Regions from separate parts of the Homo sapiens genome. Here region 2 is linked to region 1. Evidence: read pairs that join two places in POLR2A ChIA-PET (ENCODE). Cell type or tissue: K562. All regions are shown on one strand. Each heading gives the region's core, and the rest is flanking DNA. Links, peaks and the distances in the headings are about the cores only.

Region 1 (7,996 bases), core at 1,642-6,641:
GAACTTCCAGACACCTGAGGAGCAAGAGCTCAGAGTTCCAGCTGGAGGTGGCCCGGACTGCAGACTTGGCCATGGCCAGTGGTGGCCCTTCCCGGACATGGCTTGGAGCTGATGGAGCTGCTGTTTGGGACAGCAGGATGTGGCTTGACTCGGGCACTGAAAAACAAGGCTGGCTTTTATGAAAAACAAACAAAAACTCAGGTGACCAGAGTTTCACGCATGCTCAGAAAGCAGTGGCAAGTTAGGATTATAATAATAATGTTATAACAATAATAATGTTATAACAATAATAATGACAGTAGCAAATAACCATCTTTTTGAGGATTTATGGAACATGTCAGACACTGCTTTTTTTTACATGGGTTGTTTTGTTTACATGGATTACCCCATAGGGGAGGTAATAGAAGGGGATTTATAATGACAGTCAAACCTGAAAAGGAGACACTTTGTTTTAGCACAACAAGACCCAGGGTACCTGCAGGCTGGAGTGTGGCTTTCTCATGGGCTCCAGGTGATTGCAGGGATGGAGAGAGAAACTCGTCCATTTCACTTGCAGGGTACACAGGGACTTGCCATCACAACCTTTTTCATTTCCAACCATTTTCTTCCTGTTGGAAGGAATATTCCTCAGCTGAAGTTGGATCTGATTTAATAAGGCAATAACCAGAGAAATGCATTTCAATTGATTATTAAGCATTTGTTTATTAGGACTCAGTAGCTCTGACCCAAATAGCTGCTAAGCAGTCATTAAACATCAAAGAAGATGTTTCTGTTTATATATTTTGTTTATTTACCGTCATGAACAAACATTATTGCATCAATTAAATGTCGATTAGGGGGTCTATGGTTTGAATTAGATTATACACATAGTGTCAAATCATTTTCGTGTCTCTTTCTGAGATATAATCTATTTTTGTTTTAGTATCTAAAAGGATTCCATCTAAGTGTTAGAAGCTGTGGCCGGCAGGGGTTACGGGGTGGCTTCTGAGCACTTCTAAAGCTGATGTTTCCTTTTTTGGAGTTTGCAGCCTGGATCCCTGTGACAGCCTGGAACTCCTGATCCATTCCTCATTGATCATTCATGAAGGGGCCATTTCTCTGCGATTCTTTGCTTTTTTGGGCATTAATTTTCTAGAAAACAAAACAACACAACAATAACTCTAACCTCCATCATAAAACCCTTAGATATTTATCTCCAAGGCAGCTAAACTGAGTTGTGGAAATGAAATTAAGTTCTCCATTAATGCTGCTTCAATTAAGCAGCATTGAAATCAGGAATGGTGTGCTTGAAAGAATATATGATTTTCCTAGTCACAGTCTAGAAGCATTGAAATAACATATCTTAATATATTTTTATTCAAAAAAATTGGATAATTTTCTAATTATATGAGACAACTATGTGTATTTATAAAATCACATATAAACCTGAGCTTAATTTTTTTTAAATTGATAAAATTATATATATTTATCATGTACAACATGATATGTATACATTGTGGAATGGTGAAGTTGAGTTAGCATCCTGGCTTTTTAAGTCAGAGGAGAGGGGACCCGCAGGAGGACCCTGGCTGAATTGGGCCCCATCAGACCCAGAATGGAACCCCCCCGGTCCCCAGAATTTGTCCTCCTGTTGTACTCAGTGCGTTGGTGGAAGCAGAACTCCCCATGGGAACAGGCAGACCTAGATTTTCTGGGGTGGGAGGGGAAGGTAAAGGTGCAACAAATTGAGATTTCTCCCTGCCCTAACTCCCAACCCAGCCCAGAAAAGAACTTTGAGTGAGGCCAGCAGTGGGGAGGCTGAGCTCTGGCAGCCTCAGGGGTCAGTCCTGCAGGGTAGCGTGCGGGGATCTGGCTCTAGCCACATGGGGGCTGGCATGGATGCCATGAGGCTCAGCTACCCCTCTCCTTCCACCTTGTTCTTTCTGGGCAGGGGCAGCCCTCCAGATCCCAGTCAGGGTTTATCCAGGGGTAAAGGAGAGAAAGAAAGGTGAGAGTGAAGAGGAGAGTCCAGGTGAGTGAGGGAACAGCTTGAAGAGGCCAGCCATTTGCATATTAAAGAGCCTCTCGGCTGGATGTGGTGGCTCACGCCTGTAATCCCAACACTTTGGGAGGCTGAGGTGGGTGGATCACGAGGTCAGGAGATGGAGACCATCCTGGCCAACATGGTGAAACCCCATCTCTACTAAAAATACAAAAATTAGCTGGGTGTGGTGGCACACACCTGCAATCCCAGCTACTCAGGAGGCTGAGGCAGGAGAATTGCTTGAACCCAGGAAGCAGAGATTGTAGTGAACTGTGATCAAGCCACTGCACTCCAGCCTGGGCAACAGAGCAAGACTCCATCTCATTTAAAAAAAAAAAAAGGCACCTCAAGTTCTCTAACGCTTCTAGCCCAGAAGTTTTCAAACTTTCTTTTAAATCAATGGAACTGTTTTATCAAGTGACATCTTATTTCAGTGAAAGTGTAGTATATATGAAGTTTAAACACAGTTGAAGTGGTCAGTGCAGGGTGCCTCTCACTTGCCCCCTAAGCACTCCCTGCCATGGTACCCAGAGGCGTTTCTGCAGAAATCCTCTTACTTTGTAGACGTGCTTTGAAAACCACTGCATTAGTACACTGGACAGCCCTGTCCTTAAAAGCTAGTCGCCAGCCCAGCATGGACAACAGAAGAATCCCTGGGAATGAGACCTTCTCAAAGTCCCAGGCCCACCTATGAACATTCAGATTTCCTAGATCTGGATTTCACCCAAGAATGTACTTTTAACGAGAGCCCCAAATGATTCTAACCCAGTAGGCTAGGCTGGAACTAGGGTGAGGCCAGCAAGTGCTTGGAACTGCACTTACACGGCCTTGAGAGTGAAGCCTCCTGAAATTTTATACTGTAGGCCCCTCACTGGCCTCACTCTGGTTCTGGCCCAGGTACTAACCATGTGAAAACCAACACCCAGCTACACTCTGGGGTTTGGCTGCATACAGAAGTGCTCAGATGGGGCTTGAAAGAATGAATGAAAGCCATAGAGATCTGCCTCCTGGTGTCCCATGGGACAGACAGCAAAGAAAACAGGTTGTAGGCAATATTCATAGTCATTTTTATTACTGCTATTGTTAGGAATTTATTTTTTGATGCTTGTAAGGTACAAGACACAGTGGGAAACAATTTATAAACATTCTCATCTTTCACCTTTGCATCAGCCATGTAATAGTTCAATTTGTAAATGGGGAAACGAAAGCTTTGAAAGGTGAAAGTCTCGTCCAAATTCACACTGCTAGTCGTGATGCCTAATATTCTCCATGGCTTGAGCTCTTTACCTTTCTGCTGTACTGAGGATAGGTATACGGCCCTTCCTTAGCATGGGGGATGATGTTCCTAAATGACCCTCACTAATATAATAGCATCCATTATGGACTGTAGTCACTGTGTATGTTTGCCCAGCAAGCATCCTCATCTGCTTCTCTGAAGCAAATCTCACTCCCACCCTGGCCACAGGATCACTTGATCCAGGTCTGGCCAATCAGAATCCTCCATTGCCCTAGACCGTGATTAGTCTGGGAGTAGACACGGGGTCTAAGTCAGACCAATCAGATGCCTCCCCAGGATTTCCAGTTAGGAGCTGGAGAAGCTGACTTGCCTCTGGGGTCACTGATCTGGAAGGAGGTGAGGGGTTGCTCACAGCCAGAGCTCTAGGAGAGAACAAAGAAGAGGAAGCTGGTGACCCAGTCTTGTTGGCAGGTCCTTCTTCAGTTCTATGAGGTGCCTGAGCATGTATTGCTGTCAGCTGTGGCAGAAAATAGTTTTCATTTTTTACTTTAGGCTAGTTTGAGTTAGTTTTCTGTCACTTGCAACCAAAGAATCCTGATGAATTCAGCATCCAACATTAACATCACAGTCCCTCTACTCTGAGCCCTGTCTGAACCACCCGCCATCCCGCTGGCATTTCACAGTGGTGTTTGTGCCTCCTTTCTCCTCCCCTGCAGTTCATGCCTTTTCACAGATTGGCTGAGGATTCTCTGAACACTATTCACTCCCAGAAAGTTCCCAACACCACCTGAATGCATTTATCTTTTAAAAATTATGGTAGAATACACACACAACATTTATCATCTTAACCACTTTTAAGTATATTTCAGTGGTATTAAGTTTATTCATACTGTTATGCAAATCATCACCAAATCCTCATCCATCTCCAAAATTCATTTCATCTTACAAAACTAAAGCTCTGTACCCATTAAACAATAACTCCCATCCCCTGCCTACCCTCCTCTCTCCAGCCCCTGGTTACTACCATTCTAGTTTCTATCTGTGTAAATTTGACCATTCTAAGCAACTCATATAAGTGGAATCATATAATATTTGTCCTTTGGTGACTGGCTTATCTCACTTAACATAATGTCCCCAAGGTTTGTCCATGTTGTAACATGTATCAGAATTTCCTTCTTTTTTAAGGCTAAATAATGTTCCATTGTATGTATATACCATATTTTGTTTATCCATTGATAAACACTTGGATTGCTTCTGTGTGATAGCTATTGTCAATAATGCTGCAGTGAACATGGGTGTGCAGATATCTCTTTGGCATACTGATTGAAATTACTTCGGCTGTATATCCAGAAATGGGATTGCTAGATCATGTGGTAATTCTAGTTTTAATTTTTTGAGGAACTGCCATACTGTTTTCCACAGTGACTATGCCATTTTACATATTTTACATTCCCACCAACAGTGTATGAGGGTTCTAATTTCTCCACATCCTCACTAATGCCTTTTTTTTTTTTTTTTTTTTTTTTGCTAGTAGACATCCTGATGGGTGTGAGGTAGTCCTAATGCATTCTTAGTAATGACAATTGTATCAGTTTTGCTCCATAAAAACTACTTTAAAATCAGAGGCTTAAAACAACCACTATTTACTCAGGTCATGATTCTCTTGAGTTAGGAATATGGACTGAGCTCAGCTGAGTGGCTCTTCTGGTCTTGGCCAGACTTACCCATGTGTCTAGGGCAAGCTTTGTGTTGACTTGTCTAGGAAGACTTCAGCTGGGATGACTCATTGGTGCTTCATGCCATCTCTCACCAGAAAGCCAGGCTTGCTCACATGAAGGCTGGGCAGAGTTCCAAGAGAACAAACTAAAGCATTCAGTGGAAGTGGCACAACATTACTTCCTCTGAATTCCACTGGTCAAAGCAAATCACCAGGCCAGCCCAGATTTAAAGTGTGGGGAAATCTCTGTCTCTTGATAGGAGGGTCTGCAAAGGCAAATTGCAAAGGGATGTGGATATGAGAAGTGAATAATTACAACCAATTTTTTTTTTTTTTGCAAAATCTAGCATAACAACTTTTCAACAAGCTTTCATGTCAGACAGAAGGAATTTGCATTTGAGATTTGCTCCAATGGGCTCACCCAATTCATGAGTTTCAAAGGCTGTGGTTCACACCTGCAAAACTAGACTATGCTGGGAATTGTGGAATCAAGGCTAATGCCTGATAATTTCAAATGAGAATTTTTTCCTTCTAAAATCAGTGGATATTTCTGAATAAATTGTTCTTTCAGTCACGAATCATGGAGGCAAGAGCTTCAATTCTCCATTCATTTGCCATAAGCAGTTGACTCAAGGACAGCTCTGACTGTCTAGCCCTGTCTATTAATGAGTGCCATTATACAATTAACTTTTCCATCACCTTTAGAAGATGCCAAGCCAGACTCCTCCTCAAAGCCCACAGTGAACAGGGGAGCCTCCACGGAGCTCCATAGCCTGCTTAGATGTTCAGAAAGTAAAAACCAACTGAAAGTGAAAGACTTCTAAAGCTCAGAGCTTTCCCAGTAACTGGACTAATGGAGAGTACAGCCAGATCCAAATGGTTGGAACTGTTGCCAGGGAAGTAAAGGGAAGTAGGTACCTCCAAGCATTTTATTAACCTGGTAAATCAGTCCCTGGAAGCCCACTGGGAAGGTTTGGAGCAAGTTTCCTACTTCGTTATTTTAGTCACTGCTACTGTAATGCTGCATAACAAAACACCTCAAAGTCAGTGGTAAACAACAAGCATTTATTTTTCTTTCTTATGGGTCTGTGGGTTGGCTGGGGTTCAGGGGATTTTGGCTGGGCCAGGCTGGACTCCAGGGAGGATGTGGGATTCAGATCTGTTCCACAGAGCTTTGTTCTCCTTGGAGCAGTGGCTCTCCAGAGCATGAGCTTCCCATGGAGAATAGGAGGAGCTCAGAGGGCAAGTAAACCATCTGTGCCCACATGAGGCTTCTGCCTGGTCATGCGTACTATCATCCTATCAGCCAGTGTGAGTCACGTGGCCAAGCAAAACATCCATGGGGGTAGAGACATAAGCTTCTCTCCCAGTGGGAGAGCAGTGCAAGCACTGCAAGTTACGTGGCAAAAGTTGAGATGTATAATCTTAGTATGGTGGAGTAAGAATTGAGACTGAAAACAGAATCTACCATATTTACCCAGAGGGGGTTGGAGGTTGAGGTATTGAGGTTAAACCTATGTTGTGTGCAAGTGAAGTTTTGTATTTATCTAGGAATGTCTGAAAGATGGCTGGGCTGAATCAGCAGGGGCTATTGAAATGAGGAACTGAGGATTCTTAGGAGAGTGAGCTCCTTTGGGGTAATAGAGAACTGGGCCAAGGAGCTTATCCAAATAACACAATCCCAGTCCTTGAAGAGAGGGGCATTTCTGAGTACTCCATGATGGAAGTCTCTGTTTTTTTTCCCTGTATGACCCCTATCCCCACCATTGACTCATGACTGGTCCCTGGGGAGAGTTGATTATTCCAATAAAACATTGCGAGATGTTGGGGCCTAAGCACCATTGCTATGAGTCCCTTCTGGGGGAATTAAACATGGAAGAGGGTTTTTTTTTTCCCCCCAAATCACAATTCTTCACCTTGGGGCTTTGAACCCCTGTGGCCCTAGACATCTGCAGTGACTGTGGCTGGCAGCGGGTAGGAGGTGGCATACTCAGTGGTGGCAGAAGCGGTGTCCAAGAGAAGCAATTGTACCAGGGGAAGCAATATTGGTGCCCACCTATCAGGAATGGCAGGGATCTGGACAGGTAGGGAGAGGCAAGATTGAGGAACAGGGAAGGGTGTCCTGCTTGGAGATGTGGCCTGTACCCTGGGCACACTCCAGGCTCAGCACACTCTCTAGCACATGCAGTGGTCCCAGCCATATTCAGGCTAAGGCATAATGCTTAGGCAGCCCTTCTATACTTCAGGAATGTGATGGGTTCATTTATTCCTATCAGGCCATGACAGGGTTTGCAAACAACCTTTTTAACACTGTTCCTTTGTTCATTAAGTATCAAGTACCTTCTCTGTGCTAGGTACTATGTAAGGGATGGTTGAATAGGAAACATTTTCTGCTTTGCAAAGCTCTTCCTCTTAGTGCAAAGTTGGGTAAACTATTTCCTGTGGGCCAAATATGACCCACCATCTGTTTTTGTAAATAAAGTTTTATTGGAATGCAGCCATGCTCATTTGTTTACATATTGTCTATAGCTATTTTAACACTATGATGGCAGCACTGAGTAGTTGTGACAGAGACTCTATGGCCCGTACTGCCTAAACTATTTACTATTGGCTTGTTGTAGAAAAAGTTTGCCAGTCTGTTGTCTAGTGGAAAAGAGAAACATAAACAGATGAACAGATAAATAGGCAATGACAATGTAGCGTGACAATACTGTGACAGAAGTAAGTGCTTGGCTTTGGTGGGAAGTAGGATCAGGGAAGGCTTCCTGGAGTAGGCAATGTCTATACCAAGACCTAAATAGTGAGTTCAGAAATTTTGGCAAAGGTGTGGGGAGAGATTGCCAACAGAGGAAAGCATGAACAGAGGCCAGAGGTAAGAGAGAACATGGGGTTTTGGGTGGTGGGAGCTGAGAGAAGAGGCTGGGAAGAGTGCTGGTAGCATGTTGGGCATCTCGTCGCCATTCAGGAAGGTGGCATCCATCAGCGGTGGGCTGTGCTTGGCACTGTGCTATTGATATGA
Region 2 (7,996 bases), core at 1,816-6,815, 50 kb after region 1:
AAATAATCCCATTTACAATAGTATCAGCAAGAAAAAAATACTAAGTAATAGACTTAACCAAGGAGGTAAAAGACTTGTACACTGATAACTATAAAACATCAGTGAAAGAAATAAAACAAGACACAAATAAATGAAAAGACATCCCATATTCATACATTGAAAGACTTATTAAAAATGTTCATACTGCCCAAGGTGGTCTGTGGATTCAATGCTATCCTCATCAAAATCCCAAGGGCATTCCTTTTTTTTTTTTCTTGTTTTTTTGTTTTTTTTGTTTTTCTTTTTAAACAGCAGTAGAAAAAACAACTCTGCCTCTTTGGTGCAGGTTTCTGCAATGTACAGTTGATGAGTCCTTCCTCTGTAGAAAGGCAGTGTGGTGTAGCAGGCAGAACACAATGATTTTGGAGTCAGCAAGATCATCACTTTTATGCCTTGGCCACACTCAACAGTAGTGTTGGGCGAGGTTTATCACCTCTCTGACCCTCAGTCTCATTTGGGTTAATGCCAAATGAGTCAATAAATTATATAGGATAGTTTCCAACATATAACAGGCTCTCAATAAATATAGGTTGTAAATTACTACAGAAACTCGGAAGCTACATCTCAAAGCCATACACATTAGGGAGGGCTTTATCTTTACCCCAGCAAATCTTGGGCATGCACGTCTTCCAGACCAGGGATCTACACATGGGTGAGCAAGGCAGCTTTAACCACTCTGCAGCTAAAGGGACCTTTTGGAGCACTGTTTTGGGGTTGCATGTGGCAGGGAGGACATTAACATTGGACATGGTTCAGTGAGAACTTGGGCTGGTCAAATATTATGATCATTATTATGGTACAAGGGCTACATGGAATGGCCAGATGATTTTGTCCTTGGAAACCATGGGACTTGGGCAGAGAGGATGCTTCTTTCAGGCTCCAGCCATGACAGTTGTCCCAAATCATAACAGAAGGAAGGATTTAGGCCCCATGAATTGGATTAAACTTTTACAATATCCTATAACCTTTGCTATCGTCGCCACGACTGATGTCACCATAACAACAACGATAACCACCCCCTCCCCAATATAAGTTTCATAATGATTTGTTCATTGCAAAATCACCAATGCCTACAGGAGTTCCTGGCATAGTTGTAAATATTACTGTTTATAATAACCATTACCACTGTTAAAGTTAGTAGCAGCTAACATTTAAAAAATGCATGTGTTCATCATCTCATTTAATTTTCACAACAATCTTATGATTTAGGCTGGGGTTCACAATCTACAACCTGTAGACCAAATCCAGCCTGTGGCTTATTTTGTAAGGTCTGCAAGCTAACAATGCTTTTTCTCATTTTAAAACAGTTGTAAACAAAATGAAGAAGATTATGAAACAGAGCATCTGGCCCACAAAGCCTAGAATATGTATTATCTGGCTGTTTGCCAATCCCTGATATGGAGTATTTGCCAGAGTAGGCTAGTGATATAGTTTGAATATGTGTCCCCACCAAATCTAATGTTGAATGGTAATCCCCAACATTGGAGATGGGGCCTGGTGAGAGATGTTTGGATCATGGGTATGGATCCCTCATGAATAGTTTGGGTCATCCCTTTCGTGATAAATGAGCTCTTGCTCTGAGCTCATACGAGATCTGGTCGTTTAAAAGTGTGTGATACCTACACCCTTGCACCTCTTTCTCTTGCTTTGGCTTTTGCCATGTGATGTGGCTGCTGCTCCTTTGCTTTCTGCCATGATTATAAGCTTCCTCATGTCTCCCCAGAAGCTAACACCATGGTTCCTGTAAAGCCTGTAGAACTGTGAGCCAATTAAACCTCTTTTCTTTATAAATTGTCCAGTCTCAGGTATTTCTTTATAGCAATGCCAAAACAGCCAAACACATGTAGTGTATGCTGCCATAACAAACAATGAACTGAATGGCTTAGCCTAACAAAGGTTTATCTCTTGCTGACTCAATGTCAGCTGTGGGTCTGTGCAGCCCTCCAGCGCAGTCACCTTCCAGATGATCAGCCATCCAGGCTATTTTTATTCTGCAGCTCTGATATCTTAGCATGAGACCTCTTGGTTATTGTGGCAGGGGAAGAGAGAGGTTGGAGAGCCTTCTGGGAACTTTTTAGTGTGTCATTCAGATGTGACAGCTGTTACTTGCACACGTGTTTCATTAACCAGAACTTGTCACATGGCCCAGCCTAACTAACTATGAGGGGTTAAGAAATGTGAAGGAGCACCTGGAATGAGATGAGGAAGCTGAGTTTCTGAGAGGTAAATCCTTTGCTCAAGCTTACACAACAAGGAAAAGGCAGAACAAAGACACGTATCAGGCAAGTACAATTTCCAAAGTCCGTGATCTTATCTATTACATTCTCCTTTTCTTATGAGCTCCTTGTTCCAGCAACAAACCGCATTAAACATTTCGTTACTTTGGAGTGGCTCAGACAGAATGTTCCTATGGTTGCTGACACATCTCCCAGAGAAGTCTTCCCAGCTCTACACCCCCACTCCCAGCCTCTGTCCTCCTGGCTCTGGCCCCAAAGGGGCTGGAAGGTGCCACAGCCAGAGTAACTCATGACTCCTTTGGCTCCTCACAGTGATGAATGACAGCCATCCATCGTGGGCCTTGCTGATGGCCCAGCTCATCCATCATGGCCTGGTGTTCTCAGGTGATGTATGAGTGCCTGAAGAATGGATTGCTTAACGGCCGATTTGCTTGGAAAAGAAACTGAGCCAAAGAGTGGATTCAATCTAATTACCTGCTCACTCTGGCCAGGCCTGAGAGGCACTTTGGCAGCCCCTCATAGGTCCCCGCAGAAATATGACTTGCAGTTCTTGAGCTACGAGGTCATTCCTAACTCATTGCTGATGGACAGGGCATTATTTAAAAAAAAAGAAATGTGGGGAGGAGCTGTTGGCAGGTTTGCTGCTTGATGGAAAGCTAGGCAGGCCAGGTGAATCTTCTGGAGGTGAATCAAGGGCAAACCAAACAATATTTGGGGTGATAATTGAGATGAATCAGAGGTGTTGGGTCAATGGACAAGTCAGTAGTCAAGACTGTGAGCTCTAAAGCTCAAAAGGCTACAAGACTGTAGCCTTGGTTTTGTGTCCTATTCCTGTCACTTACTCTCTGTATAACCTTGAGTAAGTCTCTGAACCTCAGCTTCATTTTCTATAAAATAAAAATAATTGTTGTGAGAATTTAATGGAATAATAGATATGAAGTGCTGAGCATAGCAAGTCAGGGCCTAGTAAGTGATGGTGAGAATTATTATAATGAAAAATAATATTAAAGATTGTTCTTCTTGATATCTATCACTTAGGGGTTGCAGTATTGCCAGAGAGACAGTATTGGACAACGATAACTGCAAATTGTTATTCTCCCACTGAGAGATGGAGTGGCTGGCCTCATGTTTACTTCAACCAATGGAATATGTTGGCCACTGGCCTCTGCTCTTCTCTCTCCCTGTTCTTATTCCAAGCTGCCCTTGCCATATCTGCTTCTGATCCCCTTGGTTTGGTGACATGCTAGGATTCTGTTTTCTGGCCTTCAGTATCTTTCTATTAGTGTCTCAGCTCTATATCCTCCTTTAACTATGGTGCCCCTGAAGCCTTGGTGAGAGTCACTGTCTCCACTAGCCTGAGCCCTGCAAAGCTTCCATTGGTGCTGTGCCAGTTCTGCGCCTTGCTGGCCTTTAAGAGAACTGGATTCTTCTACTTGCTTTTTTTTTTTTTTTTTTGAACTTGCTCTGGGGAAAGCCAAATAATATATAAGATGTTCAATTACCCTGAGACTGCCATGCTATGAGGAAGAACAAGCTAACCACCTGGAGAGACCATGTAGAGAGGGATGCTTGGCCAGTTCTCATCTTTTCTAGCCATTGCAACTGAGGTGCCAAACGTGAGTGAAGAGGTCGTCTTGGATGTCCAGCTGAGTTGACCTTTCAGATGACCATAGTCCCAGCCACCATGTAACTGCAACTGCATGAGAAACCCCAAGTGAGAACTGCCCAGCTGAGCCCAGTCAATCCATAGAAAAATGAGAGGGAGTGATAAATTGCTATGCTGAACTACTAAGTTTTGAGGTGTTTGGTTATACAGAAATGAATAACTGGAACAGGAACCAATCCGGATAACGAGTTTATTCAAACTAATAATTATTGAATATTAAATGCCAGGAATTATGCTGGGAAAATAAGCTGGTGGATATTGGTCTTGCAGCCTAAAAGCTCTTTCAAACCTTAGAGTTCCAAGATATGGCTGCAGAGAATGCCTTTCATAAATTGATGTGCTTTTTCAGCCTCAGGGAGGAATATACCACTTATTTTGGATTATGAAACTTAAAAATGCCTTCTTTTGTACCGACTTTCATTCCCATACTTAATTAACCCATTCTTATTTTATTTTTACATTGAATATATCACAGAACACTAATTTTGTAAAACAGTATTTCTCAAACCATCTGTGTTAAGATCAGTGCACATGTGTGTATGTTTTAAATTTTCAACCTGTTGCATGCAGACTGATACTTTTGTAAAATACAACAAAAATGAGTTACTGAAAAAATGAAAAAAATACACAAAATACAGGCCTACTTTTTATTATTAGATTCAACAGACATATAGTTACTCTGTCAAATTGTTATTATGGTTCCTAAACAGCTGCTCTCAATTTCGTTTCTTGTTACACGTCAGGAGCCAGTTTGTGAACAGCAAGTATCTGTGGATCACACACCAGGAATAGTGCTGCTGTAGAACACACTTCACATACCTCAGGAAATGCTACTGTAGATTAAAGAAAATGCAGAATTGGGGAAGGGCTTTTTTTTTTTTTTTTTTTTTTTTTTGAGTATGATGGGACTTGAGTCTGTTTTGTATTTTGAGAGGAAGGAGCCAATGTTGTGGGAGAGGCTGAAGATCCTGGAAGATGGGCGGACTGATGGAATAATGCCTCGGAGACTGCAGTAGATAAACAGAGAGCAAGGCCTCTCCCAGGAGGTCACCAAAACTGCCCACCTACCTCCTCCCTAACCCACTGGCTTCTGCTTTCCTCTCTCCCTGTTCTTATTCCAAGCTGCCCTTACCATATCTGCTTCTGATGCCCTTGGTTTGGTGACATGCTAGGATTCTGTTTTCTGGCTTTCAGTCTCTATTAGCTTCTTAGCTGTATATCCTCCTTTGACTATGATGCCCATTAAGCCTTCGTGACAGTCGCTGTCTCCATCAGCCTGAGATCTGCAAAGCTTCCATTAGCTGCACAGGCACCAAAGGAAGGAACCTGTGGGCACGTTCAGTGGGTGAACCTGGAATTAGCCTCATGGCCACATAAGCCCTGTATGGACATACCTTTTCTTTCTGTCTGTCCAGCTTTGATTATTTTAGGAACTACCAAGTCCTTTGTCTATAAACATCTTGGTCAGGAAACTGAACTTTCCAAATACGGCTTTTAGGAAGCTTATACCCCTGCCACCCATGGGTGGGCATATAACCCCGCCAGGCCAATCAGAGCCTTTGCTGGGACTTTTGCTTGACGTATTATGAAAAATGACATTGACTCATTTGGAATATAGCCTTAAGGACAGACAGGCTGGCTTGGTCACCCCTAAGAGGGGGTAACCTACCTAAGGACACAATCAAGAAGAGCAAAGTCAAGAGACTGAGAGGGCTTGATTAAGTTCTGACAGCAGCATCACTTGGATTCTGCTGTATCTCAGACTTAGACTTCCCAGTTATATGAGCCAGTATGTTTCTTTTTTAATTTTTTGCTTAAGCTATTTTGAATTGGGTTTCTGTCACTCACAACCACAAGAGCTTGGATGAATACATTCATAGTTCAGGGGTGGTAAACCCATGATACATGTCCCACTAGTTCCTACCTTCTGTGCCCAAGATAGGCATGTTAATAAATCACAACACTCTTACTAACCCTAGACTTGACTTCAGAATTTTTCTCAACATAGAACTACAGGCAGCCTCTCCCAACCAACTAGAGCATGCACGTGAGATGAAAGTTACTTGTTATCCTCAGGGGAATATTGGATGATGCAGGTTTCTGTCATGTTTTCCTGATTCTGTGGCTGGTGACCTGCCATCTGCTTCACCTTATCTGTTCTTTTCAGTAATTCTTTCCCCAAGAATGAGAACCCGGGACTTTCATTTCCACCTGCTTCTTGAATCCTGCTCCAAATATACTCAAGTCTTGCAGTTATGACTTTGCTGCCTATGTGATGGACCGAAAGTCACCTCTCCTTATATGCTCCCATCCTGGGCTTCATTCCCCAGTGGTTACAGATGCAGCCTTGCTGTGCTCCTCTACACTGAGAAAGTCCCCCTGCCAGTGAGTTAATCCCATCCTGGGATTAACTCATGTCAGTGAATTAATCCCATCCTGGGATTAACTCATGTCAGTGAATTTTTAACAATGGCCCACTTGCATCACACAGCTTGGATTGTCCTATAAGGTGTCCCATTGGTGACTGATGTAGTCTTCTTTCAATCTATTCTCTGCATTTCAGCAGGAGTGGTCTTTCAAAATGCAAATGCAAACCATATTATTCTCTGTCTATAACTCTGCAAAGGCCTCCTATTGCATTTATGTTCTACAAATGTTGACTTCTTGCTATGGCTTTCAATGCCCTGCACAGTCTGCTGCCTGTCAGCCCACCCAGTCTCATGCTGAATGACCACCTCCTCACCGTTTGCACTGAAACCATGTGAGCATCTGTCAGTTAATGTCTCCTGCTACAGGGACTTTGCACATGACATGCCCTCTCTTCTTCATCTCCTTGATTCCTACTCATCCTCAGGTATCAGCTGAGCTGTAACTTTCATGGGGAAGCCTTTATTAATCACTCTGATTAACTTAATTCCCTCCATATAGAATAATCTAGCTATAATAAAAGAGCTAACAATATATAGCACTTACTGTGTATCAAGGCCCATTATAAGAACTTTACACATGTTATTTCATTTAATCCTCACATCGATCCTATGAGGTCGGTACTATTATTATCCCATTGTACAGATGAAGAACCTGAGGCATATATACCTCTCCTCCATACCACTTCTTAGAGTTGGAATTTTATGTTTATTTGTACTTAAAAAAAAATTTGTCCCTCTCTGCCCTTGAATGTGAGAACTGTATAAACAGGGATTCTATCTGCTTTTGTTCATTACAACATCCTTAGTGCCTAGTACAGGACCTGACAGAATTGGAGCTCAATAAATATCTTCACCTTTGGCAGCCCTGAGCCCCAGGGGCCTTCTCTCTCTGTCTTTGATGGTCATCCTTCCACCCTCTAGTCTGCATGTTTGTGTAGAGTTTTAGGATAGGGCTGGAGTGTCTAAGAGAGTGAGGCTCCACAACTTCTAGGCAGCCTTTCAGCTGGTAGGAGCCTTTCAGGCTGTGCAAGAGTGATGGGGAGTGATGTGGGTTGGCTGTGTCCCCACCTAAATCTCATGTTGAATGGTAGCTCCCATAATCTCCATGTGTGGTGGGAGGGGCGTGGTGGGAGGTAATTGAATCATGGGAGCATTTTCCCCATGCTATTCTCATGATAGTAAGTTTTCACAAGATCTGATGGTTCTATAAGGGGCTTCCCCTTTCATTTGGTTCTCATTCTTCTCTCTCCTGCTGCCCTGTGAAGAGGTGCCTTCCACCATGATTGTAAGTTTTCTGAGGGCTCCCCAGCCCTGCAGAACTGTGAGTGAATTAAATCTCTTTCCTTTATAAATTACCCAGTCGCGGGTAGTTTCTTACAGCAGCGTGAGAACGGACTAACACAGGGAGCAAAGAAAGGGGTATTTAGGGTTAAAGACAAGGCTAACTGGATGGGGCAGGGTAGGGAGAGACATTGAGCACAGCTGCGGGTTGAGGCCAGGGCCACAGAGGCCAAGCCCCAGTGACTGATTTCTTGGATGGTTGGAGCTGAGCTTTAATAGCAGCCTTGACAATGACAGTGATGGAACTCACTACCACGGAGCCTGCGCCTGGGTCAGGCAATAGA

The links. Peaks named below come from ENCODE experiments on the same cell type or tissue, not always from the same donor. Only the 100,000 strongest peaks of a DNase experiment are listed, where the experiment ranks them.
Region 2: POLR2A ChIA-PET joins it to region 1 with 5 read pairs; 3 of 35 experiments call an interaction of 5 or more read pairs at or near these places.

What each region holds. Positions count from the first base shown.
Region 1 is chr20:39,112,679-39,120,674 of GRCh38, forward strand. No RefSeq gene overlaps it. Among named protein-coding and RNA genes, the nearest start is that of LINC01734, 110 kb to the right of the region's middle. RefSeq lists an enhancer at 1-33. In K562, for the core only: no CTCF peak of the experiment used is centred there; a DNase peak (open chromatin) is centred at 3,543.
Region 2 is chr20:39,162,775-39,170,770 of GRCh38, forward strand. The region is part of intron 2 of LOC107985448 (a long non-coding RNA gene); the gene reads left to right. Among named protein-coding and RNA genes, the nearest start is that of LINC01734, 58 kb to the right of the region's middle. In K562, for the core only: no CTCF peak of the experiment used is centred there; no DNase peak of the experiment used is centred there.